Linked DNA regions of Mus musculus: regions 2 and 3 are each linked to region 1. The links are chromatin loops, found by intact Hi-C in ENCODE. Cell type or tissue: heart. All regions are shown on one strand.

Region 1 (8,000 bases):
GTGCTTTGTCTCACCAGCTCTCCTGTCAATATTTTGAGTGCATGGAGAACTTTAAACTAGCAAGTGCTTGTTTTCACACTGAAGCTACAGGCAGAGCCCACATTCATAAATGCACTACCAGTCTCCTCTCATTAAACCCCGGATTCATCTTTCAGCTAGTGTCGCCTAGCACAGTCCATGGTATACACTAAGCATCTGATAAATGTTCCCTGAATCATAATGATTAAAGTGCTCACTCTTCAACATAATTTATGTCATGCCCGTTACCTAAGACACTTTTAAATGCTAGGCTAAGTGTCAGTTTAAATCGTAGAGTTCTGGCATTGGAATCCTTTGGGAGATTTTCTTGTCTGTCTGTCATTTGCTGCTCAGGTACATTTCTGATATTTGTGTTCTCTTTGAAGTACATGACAGGCAAGAGCTAGAAAGGAAACAGGCTGTGTTCTTTCCTTCAAACGAATCCCGTGCTTTCTTATTTTTCTGCAACCAATGCCCATTAAAATAAGAAGAGATTTAATAAATAACTAAAACATAATCCACAATCCAGGTTGGAGACACCAAAAGGGAAGGAAAGTATATATAGAATTTGGAGTTCTGTGGTTGAATCTCAAAGTCAAATTATTTCTTCAAGTAAGAACAGGCTCTCCTGGAGGCATCTGAGCTTGTATCTGCTGCTGCTGAGAATCAAAACTGTCACAATGTTTGCACCCCTAGTGTTTGGGAAACTGGTAATTCTTTACCCACTTCCATCCATCCCCAGCCCACCCCCACCCCCATCTTTGATGCCTGCTCTCCAAGTGCTGCTGGAACCTTTGAGGGCCAGAGAGGACCTGTTCCCCACACCTTCTCAGCACTGGAGACTTCTACCTAAATATGGTAAATATGCATACTCTGATACAGAAATAACACATATCAGTAAAAAACTTTTAGCCTAAATTAAATATAAAAACAAGTTTTTTAACTGAGCTTTTTTTTTTCTTTTTGAATCATGAGTTTTGCCCCAACAGCAGGTACCTACAGAAACCACATCCCACCTTAAGTGTGAATCTAAACACCTAGCATGTGTTCTGTTCATGTAAAAGTTTTGTGACTCAGACTATTAAGATCCTGCTCTGGGGGAATCATGAGACAAATGTTGAATCTTTCTGAACTATTCACCTCATTTCTAAAACACGGGGACTAGCTAATTAGATGATCTTTTGCTTCAAGAAAGGAAAAACAGACAAGAGTCCTAAGAGTGTTTCTCTCATTAAACTACAAGATGGAACCTAGTAACTGCCGAGGTATTCTGACTTGGTTATTCAGTTATTAGAATTACTCTGGAAACACATTTGAGAGTGAGCCACACCTGGGACAATGACCAGTTTAGGGTCACTCTCCACACAGCCATGCATCTCATATGGCATGAAAGTTCCCTCCAGCCTGCTGCCTAGAGCAGCCACCCAGGGCATGCTGACCTGTCACCTCCCCAGCCGTTCCTTGCCCTCTTCTGCCTTCCCTGGCTTGTAATTCACTGTAGCTCATCTTGAATTTCTTATGAATGGATATTTCTATTTATTCTCTCAGCTTTCCTTTGTTCACCCTTTTATTACCTAACAAAATACCTCAGCTGTTTCACCATAAAGGAAAGAGTTCTAGTATTGTCTAAAGAAACATGAATACAAATATTGGTGCCCTTCACAAGGGAGAAGGAGCCAGTGGCTTTTGTCTTTAGAGTCCTATAAAGTGATTACTGATGCTGTTCAGAATTTCTGCAATTTCATGGTTTTTTAAACACTTAAGTCTAATCATCTGTTACCACAGGCAGTCAAAAAATATACACAGAATTTATAATATTGAGCTTCCCTTTTTTTCAGTAATAGCATGGAAAAATGTTGCGTGCGACCTATCAGTTGCTTTCTGGGAAGATGGGAATGGAGGGCAGGGATGCTTGAATTTGGTTTTGCAGTTTGAATAGAACATTTTCAGTTGGGTGAGCCAAAGAAAGACATTCGAAGCACAGGGTGAGATTTGGAGGCAGGCACCACTTGATGCACAGTTTCTTAATAAGGTTGTTAAGTTTCCATTGACTGAGGATTGTGAGGTAAGTGATATAAGAGGATTCATGTAGTTTGGATTTACTTTGGTGCTTTCTCCCACATCTCCCCCACACCACCCCATATACAATGGAAAACAACCCAGGCTATTACTGCCTAGGTCTAATAGTGGGAATGATGCCTTTGAAGAGCACTTGTGGCTTGCAGAAAAGACACAGGCAGTGGCCAAAGACAGGCTGAGGGCCAGAAGGAAGGCGACAACTCAGAAGGCAAAGCCACACATCTCCAGGTTCATCGTCTTGGCCCTGAGCTGGTGGGTGAGAGGGTTTTGTGCTCACATCAAAAATTGTGAGACTTTTCTTTCCCTGAGAAATGGGGGTGGTGGGGGGGAACAGATGAGGCAAACAGGCATCCCGGAGGAGGCATTTAAACTGCCAGTCTCATTGCAGGCCAGGTGAAGCAGATGTGGTGTGAGTTAGGAGATGGCAAGGGGCAAGGGAGGAACCAGTGGGGAGGTGTGAGAGGCTCAGGGTCAGGCATCAGTCCACATGACATGTAAAGAATTATGTGCGACTTTCCCTCACAGACAGGCTGGCAAGAGACGAGTGTGGACGGTTTATGAAGGGGAGTCATTTGAAATACGAACTTTAATCATCTCAGTCAGCTACACGAAGCAAGGGTTAGCACAGCTGTGGTGCCTTGCTTGCATCCACTGCCTAGGTGGCTTCACTCTCCCTTTCCCTGCTACATGACATATGAATGGCTTTCCCATTACCTCATTTCTTCTGACCAAGACCCACTTCCATTGGCTTCCCACTTGCAGATGCCACACAACCTCAGGCCACTGCCTCACTTTTCCTTCCTCAGTGCCCAGATACTCATCGTTCAGTAAAGAGCATTAGTTTCTTTTCTTCCTCCCAGACTCCCCCCCCCCCGCCCTGAGCATTACTTTTTAATAATATTCTTTATCAACGATTGATTTGGCAACTTAATGGAAAAACGAACGACAAACCTCTCTGCAATAAGTTATCTAAAACAAAACCAGGGGAATTTTTATTCTCAGCCCATTTCCGTGAGAAAAAGGGAGATGATTTTTGGTCTGTCTTTCTGCCTGTCCCATCGCTCAGTGCCGATGGCATGTCAGGATTCTGCTGCACGGAGATGGCCGGGACATAAAAGGCATAAACACACTCCTATGACTTCTCCAAGAACCCACTTCTTTTTACTCACCAACAGATTCCCCAGAGGAAGGGAGCACCCAGCCACCAGTTGTGGCATTTGCAGTTTAAGAGCCCCCAACGGTATCTTGGCTCCCCTCCCCATTAGACACACAGGAAAGATCCAACTGACTGTCCCATCCCAAACAGCACATTCTTATGACATGAAAAAGCCCTTCTGACTCATCATCACCACACTTGTGGATGACCTGAGCTTTCTTCATCTCTGTAGGGGTATTATTCATCGCTTGCCCAAAGAGGAAACTGAGGCAGAGTAGTTGAGTAACTTGCAAGGATTGAGAAAGCCTGCAGACCACACTCAGTTCTAGGAGCACAATACACATCACATGTTGCATGGTTGAAAACTGGAGGATACATTTTTTACTTAAAGACATGCACATAGCAACCTAAAGGAATTACTCTTTTGGAGACTCTGCTAACTATGGACAGGAAATATTGGAGTAGGATGGACATTAAAGAGAATCCGATTGCACTCTCTGCTGTTGGGGTCCGAATCGCAGAAGGTTTGACCTGGTTAAGTCCGCAGGGCAAGCCTGCAGCAAACTGACCCGTATTCTAAGTTTGTTGATTTCCATTCTAATACTCCTGCATCTATCACGCTCAACATAGAGATGCTTTTACAACAGAACAAACATTTGTAAGTTAGCCCTTGAACCCTGTCCATACAGCTTGCCTCCCTTCCTTGACCCAAGTACTGGACCCAGAGTGATGAGACCTGTCCGGGTTACCTTCTGCACTCCACAGTCAGTTTACCTGGGAAGCTGTGGGAAGCATCTTCATTTTCCAGAATGCCTCTCGGTTTGGTTGCCTGTAGCTCACTTTTGGACTTCCAAACCAGCTTTACCATCCTGATCATCTCTGGCAAGTCCCAGGGTAGCGGCCCCTGCTGGCACCCCGGCCTGCTGCTGAGGGAAGAGGGTAGCACAGCTTCTGGGGCCGTCCACCTCCTGCCTAGTTCTGCAGAGTGGAAGTACCGCTCTAGCACAGGCATTCTGCCCTGTTCCCCAGAAGAAGAGGTAGGGCTGCCGCCGTCGCTGCTGCTGCTGCTGTTCCTGCTGCTGCTGCTGTTGTTGTTGCTGCTGCTGCTGCCACCAGAGGGGAATTTCTTCCCGGGCAGCTGCAGGCAAACCCGCGTGAAATCCTCTCCAGCCTTGGAAAGACAAGCCTCCTCCAGCCTGGCACAGCCTTTCTGGCTTTCCCAGCCCCTGCACAAAACACTGGCGACGAGATGAGAGAGACGAGACCGCTGCACCGCCTAAGGTTCCTCACTGCTGAGTCTCTGGACTCCTTCCTTCCTTAGAGATACAGCGCATTTTCCTCTTCTCTCCCAGGCACCGAATTCACAGCACTTAATTAATCCCAGGCTACAGCTGGAACGACAGCGGGAGTGGGGAAAGCCATGGAGGAGGCTTCAGCCTTCGCCTTCCCTCTTCTTCCTCTTGTTTTGTTTTCTGGGAGCTTTTTTCCCTTTTTTTTTTTCTTTTTTTTTCTTTTTTCTTTTTGCTGCTTGTCAAGTTTGTCAAGTGGCTTAGCAGTGAAAGACTTCAGGCAAAGACTTGGGGCCCCGCTTTGCGTGACTCTTTGAGCGCCCCCCCCCCCCAGACTAGTTATCTGGAAGCGTCAGGTGAGGGGTCAATCTATGGCACAGGAAGCCTAGAAGCTTCCCAGACTCTGGTCTTGCAAATCACAAGGAACTTTGAGCAAAAAACCGGGAAGCTGAGCTCTGGCGTGCCTCCGCAGCAGCCTTCCCTCAGGAGGGCCTGGTGGGGGGCCTGCCTTGTCTGTTCACAGTGCGGCACAGGATGGGGGTGGCTGGATCCCAAGGACCACAGTTCAAACACTCTCCTTCCTCCTTCCAGACCCCACCCACTCTACTGTCAAAGTTCTCTGCAAACTAACCGGGTTTTGGTCCATTAGTCAAATCCCTTTGTAACCTCAGCTGCCCTTCAAGTTGGAAGGAAATAACATTGAATCACATTCCAAAGCTGACTGGAAAGAAGTGGATTAGGGAAGTGTCAGAGTCCTTATGCATATGCACAGGGTGTCTGTTTAGCTTGGACACGTGGATCGGGATGGTTAAAAACCCATTTTCAAAGGGCAGTCATCATTTTAAAGGGTGTTAGTAGGGGGTCATAAATGGCCTGAAAAAGAAAGTGTGGCTGGTTCTTTTCAAAGAGACCACACTGTGGGCTTAATATCTGGGCCACTGACTACTGCGTTCCCCACCCCAGAGCGGAGAATTGAGGACAACTGTGGGCCAGGCCTCTTGTTTCCTGAGGTTCAGAGATGAAGGCGCTGACCCTGGAAGTCAGAGCCAACACGGCAACAGAGATGCCCCCTGTCGCTTATGTGAAAGGCCTTGGACATAAAGGAAAGTGGGGTGGTATTGGCTTGGCGTTTTTGCCAGCAAATTGGGTTTGTAGGAACAATTTGAACTTGTACATTCACTCAGAAAGGCCCTGTTTTCTTGAAAGACATTGTAACAATCCTGTCTTCCTCCAGGCTCAGTGTCTCTGTGTTGCAAAGGCCTTTGTTTTGCTTGGCTCTTTATTTTTGCTGATGTACAAGTTGTTGCTCCCGCTCTACATTCCTATGGCTGGTTGATCACACGATCCTTTGATGTTTCTTTAGGGGAGCATGGAGGAGATTTGGGGCCATCTCAGGCTGTTTTATTCTCACTGTTCTGCCTTCCTTGTGTACTCTGTTTTCAAAGTTGAAAGCAGTAAAGCCCATCACATTTTTTCTTTGTTACTCTTCTAAAACTATGCTTAGTTAATAAGTTTGATTTTTAATAATGAATTATTTTTTTCTCTTCTCTTTTCTTATGGATAAAAAAGTATATTGTGAACTTGCTTTCTTTCCTAGTAGATGAAAAAGGTCAATACCTCTCTCTCTCTCTCTCTTTCTCTCTCTCCCTCTCCTCCCCTCTCCCTCTCTTTCTCTCTATCTATCTATCTATATGAGTGACTACTTTTCTGAGAATTTTATATTAAAATATTGCAGCTTTTCTATAACAACGACATATTCATACAACCCAATAGGCAGAAATCAGTGATCCACTCTATCTGACAGATGTCTTTCTTTAACTCCCTCTGTTGAGATAAAAGCATTTATAAAGCAATTGGATGTGTCTGCAGTTTGACAGCTCTTCCATTAGACTCAGGGCGTCAAGCACCGCAGGAATCAGAGACTTCTATGTAACAAGCACATCTAGATGGCTGTCACACTCCGCGCCACACTTCCTAAATAATGTCTTAACCTCATTCCTCAGTCACAATCCTCCCTGACTTGAAGGGTTTCCTAAGTGTTTGACTATTTTTATTTTTGCTCAGTTATTTTGCAAGAGTACTTAGCACCAGGATATCCTGACCCTTGAAACAAAGGGGTTAAGAACAAAGAAGACAAACGTATGCTATGATATATCTCAGATGCTAATGGATTAAGAACACAGATCTTCCCTGTAGGTTTCTTCAAGATTACTTTTTTTTTTAAAGCCAAGACTATACACTTCTACCGCATCTTCTACACTGTCCCACACATTTCCTGGAATCAGAGAAGTTACAGAATGTTGGGTTATTGAATATGAGTGAGTGAGACGCGTTAAGGCCAAGCAACCATCATTTCCAATTTTCATCCTTAAATGGGACCTACTTCATTTGAAGGTCTATGTGTTGAAAATGTTTTCTTAATTTAAAATATTTCCCCAATATGGGATTACGTTCCTCCCAGAGCAGAAGTGCAAGAATACCACAAGAAAGGTCGTTCTCAGGGTATTTCTGGCTCACACAGAGACAGGAAGCACAGGAAATCTTGCGAGAAAGCTTGGCTCAGGAGACTTTTGGCTCAAGAGCAGCCCCTGAGACCAGTGGGAGTTGATGAGGTGCTTGCTCCTACAGACTAAAAGCTCACAGCCACAGTGTTTCTCTGAAAGGTGGCTTTGTCACATTTTGTAACTAACCTCAGGCTAAGATGTCTCTGGTCTTTCAAATAGTTACCTTAGGAGAGTGTGCCTATGAAGTTGTGATTTCCTTCACTCAGTGAACATCACTTACCTTGAGATACAATGGAAGCCGGAAGTCTGGGCCACCCAGCTTGGGGAAACACATGAGGTGTTCTATACTCATGAGACTTGTGAAGCAAAGCCTCATTTGTTGGAGAATTCTCACAAATGTTGCTATCAGAAATTAATGTGCTATGTATGGACAGGAGGTTTCAACATAGACTAGTTCTGAACCCATCTTCCATTCAAGTAAAAGAAAAACAGGATTCTCTGTGTGTGTGAATGAAGTGTGATATGAACTCTCCAAATCCAGCCAGCCTGTCCCAGCACTGGGGAGACAGGCTTGGTGGGTAAAGTCCTTACAGGGGAAGCATGAGGCTGCATGGCTCTCCACTGCCCATGGCAAAGCTGGCTGGGGAAGCCTATATCTGTAATCTGAGCTTGAGCAGAGGTAGGCAGACCTTGAGGCAACCAATAAGGTGAGCTCCAGGCTCAATTTAAAAAAAACCAAGGCAGAAAAGGGATAGAGGAAGACACCTGATATGGACCTCTGTCCTCCACATACAGAGACACTTACATATCTACACACATATGCATACACACACATCTATGCACATGTATGCATTCACCTACACATATGCACTTACACATCTACACACACCTGCACACATCTACACACATGCACTTACACACCTACATACATGCATGCACACATCTACATATATG
Region 2 (8,000 bases), 140 kb before region 1:
ACTAACCCTTTATATTTATAAACATGTGAATTCGAAGACTTGACCCGGTTTTAGTGTTGGACAAACAGCAGACATTGGGCCTGCGGGAACGCTAGGGAGGCGGAGGCTGCAGTGTAAACGGTTATTGTGCATTTCTGAAATATCTTATGGTGAACGTGACTTAAATCTTGTGCTGTGTCTTTGAGCTAACGCAGGCACAGGAAAGGTCAATGTTTAGGTCTGACTGGCCGTGCTCATAGGCGCCGAGGCTCAGCGGTGAGGATTTCCTTTTGTACCCGCCATTTCATTTTCACCTCTTTACATCGGAAGAGATTAGATATTTGAGATTTTAGAAAATGCGGCAAAATGATAGTCTTCTGAAATTCAAATTGTGAATTTTAGAAAGTGTTACTTCCTAAGTAGAACAGTTACAGATCCAACGTAAGAAAAAGTTCAACTCATTTGCCCCGTGACGTTACCCTGGGGTCACCTCTGTACTTGTACTATTTTATGTGAAGACTTTTTTGCTCTGGGTAAGAAAGATTTTAAGGTCTGAATAAGCATCAGACAGGCTTGAGAAACTGTCCCACCAGTGTGCTCCAGACACCCCAGGAATGAGCTCACTGGGCCTGGTACAGTCCTTCCGGCATTGTGGGAGGGGAAGGGGGGTTTTATAGGAGACACAGGTTGAAGGAAACTTTTCTTTGTCTTCCTATAGATTTTATCAATCAGAGATTTATTCGATTCATTCTTTTAAAATTGATGGAGAGAGGGGAGGAGTGAGTGTGGAGGAAGGAGGTGCGGGAGCAACTTCCTTTTGAGCAAATGTGATTTACTTCCGCAGAAAATCAAACCTACCTAAGTAAGACTTACACTCAGGAATACCTCATTATGGACTGGGATAAGAAGCAGAGAGGCAGAGCAATGCAGGCTTTAACCACTGAGCCATCTCGTCGGGAGATGAAGCAAGGAAATACTGAATGACTTGCTCAGAACTAGTGCATGAAAAAGTCTGGAGAGATGGCTTAGTGGGTAAGAGCACTGACAACTCTTCCAAAGGTCCTGAGTTCAATTCCCAGCACCACATGGTGGCTCATAACCATCTGTAATGGGATCTGATGCCCTCTTCTGGTGTGTCTGAAGACAGCGACAGTGTACTCACATTATAACAATAAATAAATCCTAAAAAAAGAAAGAAAGAAAGAAAGAAAGAGAGAAAGAAAATTGTGGTACAAGGCCTGGAATTCTGTTCTATGAATTCTTGGTTTGGGAAGCCCCAGAGGTCTCAAAACAATGCGAACTATTGCTGTTGCCCACGGTTACCCATCACAACTACATTGTGAGACCTTGTTGCTGAAGATACCACACAATTCCAATGTAAGATACAGAGAAGTAAATCAAACTGACTGGGAAGCCTCCTCCTTGGTGACTAGTTTTCATTGCCAGAAGGTATCATGCAGGCTGCTTTACAGGAAGGAAAGTATGTCTTTACCCAGTGCTGGACCCTACATGCTGCAATAATGACCTGCCAGGCAAGACGCACCTACCGGCTCACCAGTGCGTGAATGTTCCAAGCTAACCGGTTGCTTTCTGATCAGATTTGAGGCTGCTCCACAGGAAAGAATTTTCTGTCTGGTATTGCAATCCTAATCAGAAGTTTATGGCTACAGAGATCACAGGCTCGAGGGTAGAACTTATTATTCCACCCAGTGCTCATGCTGTCTAATCGTCTTCTATTAGTGTTTATACCCACGGATCTGGGCTGCTCTCGACCTTCGTCAGAGAAGCCTCCTTCTGCAGTGGACAGTGACTGAGAAAGGCACAATGAGTCAAAGTGCTAAGAGCAGGAGACCAAAGTACTCAGCATTGAACAGGACATCTGTATTAGCCACTCCCCCATCCCCAAAACCCAGGGAGCATTGTGGGATAGAAGATGAAGATAAGGAAAGAGTCGAAGGATGGGCAGGAGCACTGAGGGACGCTGTCTTCTGGTCATGAACTCAGAGCAGCCATGGACACGACCTGTACAGCTAAGTCAAGCCAGCTAAAATTCCTACAGAGATGGGGTATTAGGCCCTATTCATATTGAGTTGCCTTTAGCAGTGGATAGTTGCTGGGACAGGGATAATAATTTTTTTATTAAGGATATCATATGCTTCACTGAATGGCTCCATATCACAAGAGGCAGTACTAATTGGACTTGGGTCATAAAGTAATAAAAGACATGAAGTTGTGTGTGTGTGTGTGTGTTGGGAAGCTATGGAGAGAGTTGAAGGGGGAATAGGGAATAGAAATGATCATATTTCATTACATACATGTACAGAATTATCAAAACTAAAGAAAAAGAAAAGGTTCTAACAGGCTTCTCCATCAGTCAATACAATAGACACAGAGGACAACAAGGTGAGAGGAGATGATTTAGTCAGGGGATTCAGAAGAGAGAAAATGAAAATAGCGACATTGTATAGGACCCAGTGGAGAAATGTGTGTGTGTGTGTGTGTGTGTGGCTAGAGCTTGTAGGTCATTAGACTTACCTGTTCAGGGTTTTCTAATTTAGTCTAATATACCTTGTTACACATGCCAATCTGAACCTGTAAGAGCTGGCAGCTGTGTAATGGGGGACCAAGAGTTGTTTCATAATCATCTTCTCTTTCTTGTTGCTGTTATTCTGATGTAGTAGCCATGGAAGTTCCCTTTCTACCATATATCACTAAGCTGAAAACCAGGACATACAATGAGGCAAAATGTGTTCTCATGACAACAAGACTGAACTCTGAAATCAGCCCTGTGCCTGTCTAGGCTGGGTGGTTAATAGGGTAAAGTTTTTTTTTTTTTTTTTTTGGAAACGTGATTCAAAGTGTTGTAAGCAGCAACATGGCAAGATTCTTTCTATCTAGAGTTTAACAAAGGGAGTCTCAGAATTAGGAACCCCACTATAAAACTTCATAACTGAAGCATGAAGCCATGGATGCTGAGGTAGCATGTCTGCTGTTATATCTCCCCCCCCCCCAGTGACTCTGACGTGTGCTGGGCCTTGGTTTCTGTTCTTTCCCTTCCTTCCTTCCTTCCTTCCTTCCTTCCTTCCTTCCTTCCTTCCTTCCTTCCTTCTTCCTTGCTTCCTTCCTTCCTTCAGTAGTGTGATGGTTTGTATATGCTTGGACCAGGGAGTGGCACCATTAGGAGGTGTGGCCTTGTTGGAGTAGGTGTGTCACTGTGGTTGTGACTCTCATCCTAGCTGCCTAGAAGTCAGCCTTCCACTAGCAGCCTCCAGATGAAGATGTAGAACTCTCAGCTCTGCCTGTACCATGCCTGCCCGGTTGCTGCCATACTCCTGCCTTGATAATAGACTGAACCTCTGAACCTATAAGCCAGCCCTAATTAAATGTTGTCCTTTTTAAGACTTGCCTTGGTCATGGTATCTGTTCACAGCAGTAAAACCCTAACTAAGACAGTTATGGTCTCACTAGTAACTCTGCCTGTCCTGGAAGTTACTTTGTATACCAGGTTGGCACTGAACTTACAGATATCTGCCTATCTCTCCCTTCCTAGTGCTAGGATTAAAAGCCTGTGCCATTATGCCCACCAAGGGTTCTATTTTTTTAAACACTCCTCCCAATTCACCCCATAAGGATTTGGGGAGTGAATCAGTTTAATTATGAACACAGCATAAGAATATTGAAGGGGATTTGGAAAAATATGGATTATTTTTAACCTACCCAATCCAACATACCTATCTGGTGTGTGTGCAGTCCATTAAGATGGTTGTAGCTGCGGCTGAATGGTTGCTAGTTCCTGACCTTAAGGCTTTCTCTGTGGGACTGTGGATTAGATGCCTCCCTCCATGGCTGTCAGCAGAATGGTTCTAACATGCTCTCTCTCTCTCTCTCTCTCTCTCTCTCCCTCTCTCTCTCTCTCTCTCTCTCTCTCTCTCTCTCTCTCTCTCTCTCTCTCTCTCTCTCTCTTCACTTTCAGCTCATCTTCGCAGATGCCCCTTTCCTTCCCAATGCCAAGGCTTAATAGCTTTGAGACCTGCCACCCTATGAATGAAATGGCCTGCGGTGGGTCTGTGCAAAGTCACGAATGACTAGATGTCAAGGATGGAGTTCATCGAGGAAAAGAGGCCTAGCTGTGCTTGGTTTTAACAGAAGTGCTTGCAGGAGAAGAAAGGCTAGCTTTATATGTAGACGGAATTCATGTCTTAAGATGGAGAGCAAAAATATTTCCTTCACTAAAGTGAAGCAAGTAAAAGTTTGCCCACTTGATTTGCATGAAGACCTTATGTGTAATGTGATTAGATAAAGCAAAAATTATTGTGGATGCAATGAGACCGCACTTGGGCTGCTTGCCATGGTTGACACTTGAAAGGGAGTGTGGTTTCATGAGCTCAGGACAGAAATGTGGTTTGAAGTAGAGAGTGGAGAAACACTGTCATCTGGCCACAAGGGGACAGCAGGGCTCTAGGATTTCAGGCCTAGGGACTAGGCCATGGATTTAACTGTTGTGAATAAAGGTTAAGGACACACCCTGAAGGATGCTAAAGCACTTAGCTCACATGGGAAGGGTCTTAAAGCCTGATTCATTTGGATTTCCACCCTCTGAGCTCTGAAGAGGCTGTGAATGTCTAATTCAGTTTGACTTAGAGTTTATTTTTTTGTATGTGTGGTATGTTTCTGTGTGTGCATGCGGTTGAATATGTGTATGTGGGTATGCACATATGTGTGCATGCAGTGGGAAGCCAGAAGCCAATAATGGGTGTCTTTCTCAGTTGAGTCTCTCTTTACCACTATTGTTTACTGTTTGGTGTGTGTATGCATGTGTGAATATGTATGTGCATGCATATGTACATGTATGTTGTTTGTATGTGCATACATGTGCATGTATGGCTGTGTGAGTGCACATGTGTGTGTGGAAGCCAGAGATACACTGGATGATTTCCCAAGATTACACTCTACCTATTTTAAAAATTATTTTTTTAAAAAATAGTTCCTTTTAATTTTTATATATGTATGTGTACCTGTGTGTGGGTATGGGCATGTGGGTGTGTGTGCCCACAGAGGCAGTTGTGAGACACAGGCCATGGGTGTTAACAACCAAACTCTGGTCCTCTGCAGGAGCAGTTACATGCTCTTCACTACTGAGCCATTTACCCAGTCACCATTTTGACAGACAGGGTTTGTCACTAATTCAGCTAGGACAGCAGGTCAGGGAATGTCTGTCAGGGATTCTGCTGCCTCTGGAACTCCCCAGTGCTGGCTTCTGGGCCTGACTTCTTAGACACAAAGATCTTCATGTTTGTGTGTTGTGAGGCAGGCACGTTACTGGCAGCCATCTCCTCACCCAGTCCTCCTTGTACTTCAAGACAAGGTCTCTCCCTGAACCTGGAGTTTTCCTGGCAAACACTTACTGACCAAGTCATGGCTCCAGCACATGGATTCTGTTCTTTTTGTAGCTCTAGGGATGGATATAGGGCCTTGCATACTGCAGGCAAGTGCTGTACTTCTAAGCCACCTTCTGAGTTCTTGGCTTTCAATACTGGATCTTATTAGGCAGCTCGATCTGGCTTTGAGTTTGCTACATAAGTGTATGCTGGCTTTGGATATACGATCTTAGCAGCTCATCACCCCAAGTACTTGGATTATAGGGTGCACTACCAAATCTTTCTTGATTTTCACTCTATTCTAAAATCACAATGTTGACACTGGAACTTAGTGTTAAGTTAGTTAAAGATCTATAACAAACTCCATTCCTTAATTGTTTTGATTTTTCAAATGAAAATTTTCTAAAAGGTTGGTCATGATTAAAGTGTTTGTTTGGCCCCAGCCATTTAGATCTCTGGAAGGCTGTGTGTTGTTGTTATCGTTATTATTATTATTTTGAGACTCTTTGTAGAGGATGCTCAGCTGATTATTAAAAAAACAAAACAAAACAAAACCCAGATTTCAACTCACCAATTTGTATGCTAGGGATTGAATCTTTCTGTTGATTACAAAGAGGACTGATTTCCAGTTCAAACTTCTGTTCAAGGTCACCTAAGAAGAAAGAAGAACAAGAAACACATAGCAATTTAAGAGTTCATAGAATGTGTATCAAAAACTTTAATGATCCAGTTGGAGGAAATCGTTCTGGGGGTTACTGTTGCTTCCCTTGGAATATTCATGAACCCCTTAGGACCACTGGCTTACAGAGCTGCCTAAAGACAAACCCACAGGGCATCAACAATCCCTAACAGTGGCTCCTTTGAGTAGGTATGCTTGACAGTGGGACAAACTTTTAAAAATTGCATCTATTTATTCTCTCTCTCTCTCTCTCTCTCTCTTTCTCTCTCTCTCTCTCTCTCTCTTGTGTGTGTGTGTGTGTGTGTGTGTGTGTGTGTGTGTGTGTGTAGGTAGGGGACAATCAGTAGGAGGAGACTATTTTTAACATGTCAAATCTGGGGATTGAGCATGGGTTGTCAGTCTTGGTGGCAGGTACCATTGCCATTTTCAGTGATAGAAAAGTTTTCTACACACTCTATTCTGGGGACTCTCTGAAGCATGTCCAACACACTAGGAACTAAAATTTTAATTTCTTTTTACATTATAATTAATTAAAATTTAGCTAAGCCACATGAGCCTCAGAGATACCATAGTTTGGAGAGCAATGAGCCCTCCATTACAGGCCTGTCCCATTACCTGTCTTTCTGTGAGGTGTTCTTTATTCTTTCTCTTACTCACCAGACAAGTATGAAACACTTGTCTTCAAGAATTCTACTAACCAATGTAGAAAGTACAGAGAGGAAAACTCAACAGTCTCTCCTCTGGGAATGTTGCAGATTAGCATTTGGGGTCTTACAATGGTACCAGCCATATTTCTTGATGGCAACTGTAACATACCATGCAGAGTTATTCATATAAAAATACATTTTACTGAGGATTAGACAAAGATAGAGTGGATGTTTAATAAAAACTTCTGGAAAACTAGGTTACTTGTGGACATATCAACCCATATTTACAAAGAACCTTTTTAAAGCGTTGAGGACTGGAGGGGAGGAATACCTGACCTCACAGTTTTCCTAATTCATAAGCTGCCATTTTTCTCCACCCAACCCTGTACCTGAAACCTCAACTTAAAGGATATTTTTTGTTTGTTTAATGTGATGCATGATATCTGTCATGTTTGTCCTAACTGGGCATAGTGGCCCTCACATCCTAGGATCTGAGGCAGGAGTGTAAGTTTGAGACCAGCCTCTCCTAAATATCAAGGCCTTGTCTCACAGCAGCAGCAGCAGCAGCAGCAGCAGCAGCGACAACTAAGAACTGTTGAAAGAAGCCTGGCTGCTGGGGAGATGAGCTGGCATTTGAGTCCAGATCCACAAGCAAAAGCCAGATGGGGCTCATCAAGATGACAGGAGTCATTCCTATAGAGTTAAAAGACATCCACTAGGGGAAAAAGATAGTTCCGATGAGCAGAGTCTGTTCTTCTCAAAGCAGACGGGATGTCTGGACTGCAGGGCCCTTAACTGAAAGGGAACAAGTCAGTTCCTTGGTTCCTTGGTCTGCTGGGAGATCTGCAGTGTAGGTGAAAGCTCTTCCCTAGTGACCGTGGTGGCAAACATTCCCGGTCTTTCTACGTAACTGTGCTGCATCTCATTAGGGCAGGTTTTTGCAAAGAAACATAGTAACCTGATTGCCCGATGCCATCGATTCCTTGTAGTTAGTAACTTTGATTCCTGAACTCTGTGTCTGCCCAAGTGGTGCAACCACTGTCCCCAAGTCGCCTAGAGTCTGAATTAAGTGTCCGATGGGCAGATCAAAGCTTTAAACCACAATGGACAGCAATCATAGCCCATGATGGGATCAGAGGCAAGTGGGCCAGAGGAGAATCTTGATCTTCAATACTGTAGTCCTAGCCTTCTCTCCTGCTGCTATTTCAATAGTTTATGTATCACACCGGGAAGCAAGCACTCAGCCTAACTTTAAACCCTCTCTGCGCCAACTTCACCATGCTTACTTTTGTTCTCAGTGGAGACTTTATGTCTTGG
Region 3 (8,000 bases), 61 kb before region 1:
AGGGCTAATGTAAATGAATTTAGTATAGCTTATAATTATGCATGGCTGACATGTGCTCTAAAAATCTAGATCACAACCAATCAAAACTCAGAGAACAAATGACCACGTGATGACCAACCCAACTGATACATCTACAACACAACTCCTGCACCCAGCAGGGCTTAGGGACCATAGCAGAAGAAGGGGTGGAAGATTATAAGAGCTAGAAGCACAAGAGTGTGCCATGAGATTTCATCTCTTAGAAATGTCAGAGAAGCTACACCCAGGAAGTCTCACCAACATGACTGTCTAAACAAGCTTTGAACAAGGATGAAACCAGTAGACATGCCAACATGGAAGGGAGAAATCTTACCAGGTCTCAATACTAGACAAAGAACTACGTGCATCTAAGCAATGCTGGGAGCAGAAGAAATGACATTCTCCAGGGAGGAGTCCCTAGGATGGTTTTCCAATATCAAGAAATAAGCCCTGAGATTATACATACAAGAAATATTATGTGGGTCAAGCTGGTTGTATTTCTATATTTAGGTATGTGTGTGTGTGTATGTGTATAAAATAATACTTAACCATGAATTAAGGCCATGAATGTGAGATATAGCAAGGCAAGGAACATGGGAAGAGTCAGAGGGAGGAAATGATATAATTATATTTTAATCTCAAAAAATATTTTAAAAATTTATGCATAGGTGTGCTGGCTAGTCTTCTGTCAACTTGACATACAAACTATTGTTTCCTCTGAAAGGAGGGAACCTCAATTGAGAAAATGCTTCCCTAAGTTCCAGTTGTAAGACATTTTCTTAATTGGTGGTTGTGGGGGAAGGCTCAGCCCATTTGAGGTGGTGTTGTTCCTAAGCTGGAGGTCCTGGATTCTAGACAGGTTGAGCAAGCCATGCGGAGCAAGCCAGTAAGCAGCACCCCTGATGGTCTTCTTATCAGCTCCTGGCCCCAGGTTCCAGCCTTGTTTGAGCTTCTATCCTTACTTTCTTCAGTGATGAACAGCAATGTGTAAGTCAAATTAACCCATTCCTCCCCAACTTCTTGATTGGTCATGGTTTTTTATCACAGCAGTACTAACCCCAACTAAGACAATAGGTGAGACTGTAGGTGGTCCTACGAAGCTGTTTGGGTCTGTAGCTTTGCTGACCTGCTGTTAAGCCTTGGGCTTTTCTCTGAGACTTGTTATTTGAATTGATTTCTCTCTTAGTATCTTCTTTCAGTAGTCAAAGAATTGATTTTGAATTTGTAGGTATGAGGGTACCTATCGTTCTCTCAGAAAATATCAGCGTGATATTGACATTGGTTTTAAAACCTTGGACAGGCTTCATTTCTGCTGCCCATCGAAGAATGAGAAGCACAGGGGCACCTTGCATGGGAGACTTTAGATTTAAGGAAACCGGAGAGAGCACAACGTAGCAGAAGAGGCAGAGAGAAACAGCACACCACTAGGTTCCCTTACTAACAGGACCAGTACTTTGTCAAAATGAAAACCATTAGGTACGTCTATAATGGCTTTGAAGTCCATCTTTATAACATTTAACTTAAACAGTTACGGCAAGTTTGCCCCCTTTACAAGTTTTATTTTGAGGATGCTGTGATATGTGAAAATTACATTTCCACTAACTATTTTATTCACTATTATTATTACTATTGTTATTATAACTATTCACCAACTATATTATATCTTTCTTTCTTTCTTTCTTTCTTTCTTTTTTTTTTTTTTTTTTTGGTTTTTTGAGAAAGGGTTTCTCTGTATAGCCCTGGCTGTCCTGGAACTCACTTTGTAGACCAGGCTGGCCTTGAACTTAGAAATCCACCTGCCTCTGTCTTCCAAGTGCTGGGATTAAAGGCGTGTGCCATCACTGCCTGGCACTAACTATATTATTAATAATTTTTTACTATTATTATTATTATTCACAAACATTGATTGGCTACTTGGACTAGGTTGAGAATTTATACGCATTATCATTACATTGTCATTATCAATTTAACAACTTGAAGTAGGTATTATTTATTATTATTGTCAATAGAACATTTTGTGGCAGAGGAAATGAAAGCCAATGGAAATTTGATGTGCCCAAACTTAAACAGGTTATTAAGAACTTGTGCTTAAACTCAGAGCTGCTCCAAGTCCATGTTCTTGATCTCTTTCTCATATTGTCTGCACTGAGAACTGTACAAACTGTTGAGGACTAGCTCTTGTATGCTCTGATTCCTACATGACAATAAATCAGATGCATGGCTGTTATAATTCCTGCAGACTGAATATTGCTGAATCTATCACCCTGAGAAATCCAGGATTCAGTCAAATAGATGTTTTTTCAAAGAGCATTTCAGTAAATGGCTATAGGAATAAGATACTGACTCCTGTTCTGTAGCAACGCAGTACCTGTTCCTTTCAAATCTGGGATGGAAAACTATTACTAGAAATATTATTCACTAGAATTGATGGGGTTTATAACTAACTTATTTGAGTTCTCAGTTGAGCAGAATTTTCATGATGAACCCCTCAACTTAGGGGAAAAGGGTCAACAGCAAACAAGTTGCTAGTGAAGACACCTAAATTTAAAAATCAAAACAAAACAACTATAGACTCCAAGTAATAGGAGATATGGAGCCTGAAGTAGCCACTTTCTGTGACCAGGCATGGCTTCCAGTGGAGATACTGGGACACCAACCCAGCCACAAAGCCTTCCACCTACAATTTGTCCTGACTTCAAGATGGGCTGGGGTAAAGGTGGTACAGAACTTGTGGGAGTGACCAGTCCATGACTGGTCCAACTTGAGACCCATTCTGTGAGAAGTAGCCTATGCCTGTCACTGTCTGGAGGGCCAGGAATCAGCGGCTGGGTAGCCCAGAGACCTGGGATAGAACCAAACCTGACAGGGGAAAAAGGTAATGAACTGAATGAACTGAAATGCCTTCTATTGATGTTCTGCTACACTTGTAGATGGGAGCCTAGATAGTCATCACCAGAGGCTTCACCCAGCAACTGAGAGGAGCAGATGCAAAGAGCCCAGCCAAACATTATTCACTAGAATTGATGGGGTTTATAACTAACTTATTTGAGTTCTCAGTTGAGCAGAATTTTCATGATGAACCCCTCAACTTAGGGGAAAAGGGTCAACAGCAAACAAGTTGCTAGTGAAGACACCTAAATTTAAAAAACAAAACAAAACAAAACAACTATAGACTCCAAGAGCTCAGGGAAGTGGGGAGGAAGGATTGTAGGAGCTAGAGGGGTCAAGGACACCACAGGAACACAGGCCACAGAATCAACTAACTAGGACCCAGAGGGGTTCATAGACTGATCCGACAATTGGGGAGCCTGCATGGGTCTGACCTAAGTCCTCTGCAGATGTGCTATGGTATGTAGCTTGGTGTTCTTATGGGACCTCTGACAGTGTGAGCAGGGCCTCTGACTCTTGTGCCCTTTGGGATCCTTTTCCTTTTACTGGGTTGTCTTACTCAGCCTTGATCTAAGGGTTTGTGCGGGAGAATCTTATTGTAACCTTTTCTGCTATGTTTGTTGATATCCCTGGGAGGCCTACTTAAGAAATGGAGGCGGGGTGGATCTCTGGGAGAGGGGAAGTCAGGAAGAAAGGGACTGGGAGAAGAGGAGGGGATGGGGAACTACAGTCAGGATGTAATTTATGAGAAAGAAAAACAGAACAGAATAGACAGCATCAACTGGAGCAATGGCCCAGGTTGACCACATACCCAGGAGATCCAGCTTCAGGGCTTATGTTAGTGAAGCTCCAGCTGTACTCTGAGAAGATAATGGCTCTTAAACCTCTTGATAGCTCCATATATACACATGTATATGTATATGTATATATGAAGTAATCTTTCATTATTCCACGAGCCCCTCTGATGTTGACTGATAACGCTGGTGAGAAGAGAAATAACTGTGTAAGGCTGTCCTCAGGAGAGCTGAGGCCACAGGGCTTCTGGCCTTAGGACAGAACAAGTGACGTCCTTGTAGTCCTTTCAGAGCTGTTCTTGCTGGCCCCTGGTCTGGGCAACCGTCTGCTTACCTAGGGTTTTATATCCAAGCTAAACAATTATTTTGACTATTCATTAAACCCTTGTTTAACATCAGCAGCTTTTTTTTTTTCCTGGCAAAGGAAAGGTGCGGTGGAAGCCGGGAGGAAGCGTTGACAGCCGAGCCGTGTCCTCGGTCTGTTCTTATTGTGTTCCAAAAGGAAGCAAACAGCAAGGGAATTCTTATTTTTGAAAGGACTGCTGCTCTTTTGCTCCTTCGGAGCTGAAAGCACAACATGTCGTCCTTGGTCCTGAAGGCTGCAGACGCAGGCCGAGGCTGAGCTGAGTCATTCGTTTCGGGAGCCAAGACCCAGAGACAGTCCCCAGCCCCACAGGGGACGTAGCTCCGGATGGACCTCTTGCCCACTTGGCCTCTCTTGTGGTGTCTGTTTAATAAAAGCTGTGCTAGGGGAAGGACGTTGATGTGGCCTCTTATGTAACTGGCAGAGAAGGGTGGAGACTCTGACAGTGGTGACAGCTTACAGTGGCTGAAACATGGGCCATATGACAAGAACCAGACTCCTGCCCCATCAAGTGCTTCCAAGGTCATTTTGGGGTGAGCAGAGGGCCTGAAAAAGGGAGCGAGCAACAGTGTTCCTGCTGCGTCTGAGGAGAAGAAAGATGGTGGTGATGATCTTGCTATATACAAGTTTCAGGAACCATGGGGTGGGATCTCATGGCAGGGGTATCAATAATAATCTGAAGAAGATAGCAATGGCATAAAAGAAAGAAAGAAAGAAAGAAAGAAAGAGAGAGAGAGAGAGAGAGAGAAAGTGAGGGAGAAAGAAAGAGAGAGAGAGAGAGAGAGAGAGAGAGAGAGAGAGAGAGAAAGAAAGAAAGAAAGAAAGAAAGAAAGAAAGAAGGAAAGAGAGAAACTTTGCAGCAACCAAAACATGGTGGACAAAATGATACTCTGGTAGAAAGCCATTTTCTTGAGCTTCCTTGTGCCCTGTTGCCAGTCATGAAGACAGAGAACCAGGTCTGCACACCTCAGACATGGGCTCTCATCATGATACACTGGGCTCCAATGCAGGCTTGTTTGCTAAAGGTCTTGGTTAACAAGGGTTTGGCCATGCTCGGATAAATATATGGGCAACACAAATTATACCTGGTATACTTTAAAAAAATTTTTTTTGGGGGGGTGAGGACACAAGAGTGGAAGGGTGGACTGGGGAGTAATGGGAACTGAGTATGATTGGGGTACATTGTATGAAATTCCCAAGTAATCCATAAAATATATTATGTTGGGAGAAAAATAATGACTTCTTAGCTAGCTTAACAGTTGTACAATTGAAACATCTGTGGACTTATGAGATACTGTAAACAGCCTGTGTACTTAACTCAGTCAGAGATTATTGTCTGAGGAGTGTTGTCTTACATGTGAGACCCAGTGCAGCTGACTAGACTCGGTGTTTCCTCCGAGGATTTCAATTGCGGCAGGCTCTGTCTAACCACAGAGGACTGTCTATCAGATGGGCTAAGTAGAACGGTCCAGCTTTTTGATTGGTTTGTTTCAGAAACTATGCATTTCTGGGTCATTGTTGGAAATCATTTACGTAGCAAAAAGAAACTGACAGTTGTCCAGAAAGCAAGCTTTTGACAGAAGCAAAAATAATTTCTTTGCATGCATAAAAGAAAGAACAATGTTACTAAACGTTACTAAACAATACACTCTGCAACCTTAGCTTAGGGTTATTAAATGCCTGGTGACAAAAGTGTATTTTGGGACTTGAATGCTAGTCTCTAGAACAGGTAAGGCAGGCTCTTACCCAGACTAGCAGCAACAGGAGCTGTCCTCACTTTTCAACTTGGTAGTGTTTCAGAGGAAAAAAAAGTTCCAATCCCTGAGAATACAGGAGCCTAATTAAAACAGTCTATTGCAAAGGTAGTAGCAGGATTGCCTTAGCAGGGTTCCAAGGAGCTGAGAAAGAGCTCTTGTGAGGACTGAGAACAGCCTGAGGTGGTGTCTCAGGGACCAAGCCACCTGGATCTGCACTAAGTAAGAAAACTCCCTTGGCAGCGTTGTAAGTGGCACACTATTTCCTGGACAATGCCTTCACCTCCAGTATCTCTCCAAAGCTAAGCCTGCTACTTTATATAGAAATCTCTATACAAAGGGCTCAGCATAGTGCTTTGTACCCAAAAAGTTAGTTTTGGGGGGAGGGGGTCACTATTCTTATATTCTGAGGTGCTCCCTTCTGCTACCAATAGCTGTCTGGATGACTTGACACATCTGAGTCTGAGGTTCCCACAACAACCTCCCCAGGAGCTGGTAAGTGACTGAGTCGTATTACACCAGGCAGTCCTAAGAGCTTGGTGCGCTACTCTCAATTACCCAGAATGCTATACAGAGCAACAATCTGGGCCTGATCTCCCTGTCTGTATTGCTTCCCTCTTTGCTGGACATACCTGGTTAGGTGAAGTGAGATGGCAGTAGCAGAAGTCTACGGCTTGTGTGTCCCAGCCCTTGGCTCAAGAGCCCTGAGCTCCAAACAGTGTGGGTTACATTATCTTGCAATCTGCAGCTAAGTACTGCTTTTAAGGGTTGAGTATCAGACAGCCAGTTCTTAACCAGACTTGGAGGGGATTCTAGTCTAATTTGGTTCATTTCCACAAGTGATCATTAAATATTAAACATTAAACCGAATGTTTGAAAGTAGGAGGGAAAGTGGAGACACAGCTATGTAAGTTAGCTTCTTGGCTCTCAGATTATTGACAGCTGGGAAGAGAATCAGGCCAAGGAGCAGATACAGTGTCAATCAGAGAGAGTCTCACGATTTTCCCAGACTATTTGGGCCAGGTTCCTCTCTCAGTGGCATTGTGAAACTTTATGAAACTGTATAAAAGTACATGTCACAAATACTCCAGTTTAAAACAGTTCTCCACCATTTTCCATCTGAATTAAAAGAGAAAAGTCACATGGCATTGTTGATAGTTAATGTTTAGGTTAAGCAGAAATATTGCATTTAAAAGGGAGACAATGGGTGGAAGTATTATTTGAACCTTACTCAGATAAGCAAGATTTCTGTGAATACAGGTAAACAACTGAAATCAGAAGTGTCACTTTCAGAAATGATCATGGTAGCTTCCTGGAAAAAACAAAACAAAACAAAACCAAACCAAAAAACCCAAAAACCCAAAAAACCCAAAAACCTACCAGAGAAGACATAGAGGAGGAGAGAGACAAAAGAGGCCAAGAAAGAGGATAATGAGGAAACAAGTAAGCGAATTAGAGAGAGCAGGCTCCAGGATAATGCCTCTCTCTCATACATATATACACACATATATACATACATATATACACACATATATACATACATATATACATATATATATATATGCATCAATATCTCTATACTGCATAATTAAATGGTTGTGCCAATCACAGAAAAAGAGAATTGCCAAAAAGCAGTTAGTTCTTGTCCTTCATTTTATAAATCTCACTTGATGTAAGTGGTGTTGATGCTAGCTGATAACTGTGCTGAATGGGTGTAGTGGTAAGGAGTCCCCAGGTAGCCTTAGGCTATGGAGCTAGGGCGCTTAACCTCCTTAAGAGGACAGTGCGTCCTATTCAGAAACCCAGCACTGCAACTTTGGCTAGTGCAACAAAAGCTAATTAATTCCATGTTAAGACATATATAAGGACTTCCCTTTTCTGGAGGGGAGCTGCAGTAGGCCAGGTGAGAGAAGACGGTAGAGAGCCCGAGGCCAGTTAGAGATGTCAGTAGAGAAACAGACACAATGCTATGAGGAACGGCTCGGTAGGTCGAAGGGAGAGGGAAATATTGAAGATGACTCTTAAGTTTTGGCTTGCACAGTGGATGACTGTGTTATCACAGAAAAAGGCAATGCTCTAGGGACCTCATTTCACTCACTCGACTTTGGCTGCTCTGGACACACTACTGCGACTTCAGAGGAAAATGTGCAGTAGTGTGGGTTCAGAGAGACTGTTTCAGAC

The links. Hi-C counts contacts between places; a loop is a spot of excess contacts. Peaks named below come from ENCODE experiments on the same cell type or tissue, not always from the same donor. Only the 100,000 strongest peaks of a DNase experiment are listed, where the experiment ranks them.
Region 2: it touches region 1 in a loop (2.1-fold over the local background); 2 of 42 quality-filtered maps call a loop at or near these places.
Region 3: it touches region 1 in a loop (5-fold over the local background); 6 of 42 quality-filtered maps call a loop at or near these places.

Annotation. Positions count from the first base shown.
Region 1 is chr10:20,543,864-20,551,863 of GRCm38, forward strand. It overlaps Pde7b (phosphodiesterase 7B), which reads right to left and starts at 4,465. Exons shown (of 12, transcript NM_001347366.1): 1 at 4,028-4,465. The coding sequence starts at 4,265. In heart, CTCF peaks have their summits at 4,183 (motif pointing left) and 4,391; DNase peaks (open chromatin) are centred at 4,418, 5,078, 5,468 and 7,118; H3K4me3 peaks cover 1,451 bases; H3K27ac peaks cover 2,193 bases.
Region 2 is chr10:20,401,200-20,409,199 of GRCm38, forward strand. Pde7b (phosphodiesterase 7B) reads right to left here. Exons shown (of 12, transcript NM_001347366.1): 11 at 5,929-6,009. Among named protein-coding and RNA genes, the nearest start is that of Mtfr2, 57 kb to the left of the region's middle. In heart, CTCF peaks have their summits at 4,414 (motif pointing right) and 7,404; a DNase peak (open chromatin) is centred at 7,332; H3K27ac peaks cover 459 bases.
Region 3 is chr10:20,482,636-20,490,635 of GRCm38, forward strand. All of the region lies in intron 1 of Pde7b (phosphodiesterase 7B), which reads right to left. Among named protein-coding and RNA genes, the nearest start is that of Pde7b, 62 kb to the right of the region's middle. RefSeq lists an enhancer at 2,267-6,132. In heart, no CTCF peak of the experiment used is centred here; DNase peaks (open chromatin) are centred at 4,426 and 7,876; H3K4me3 peaks cover 717 bases; H3K27ac peaks cover 1,826 bases.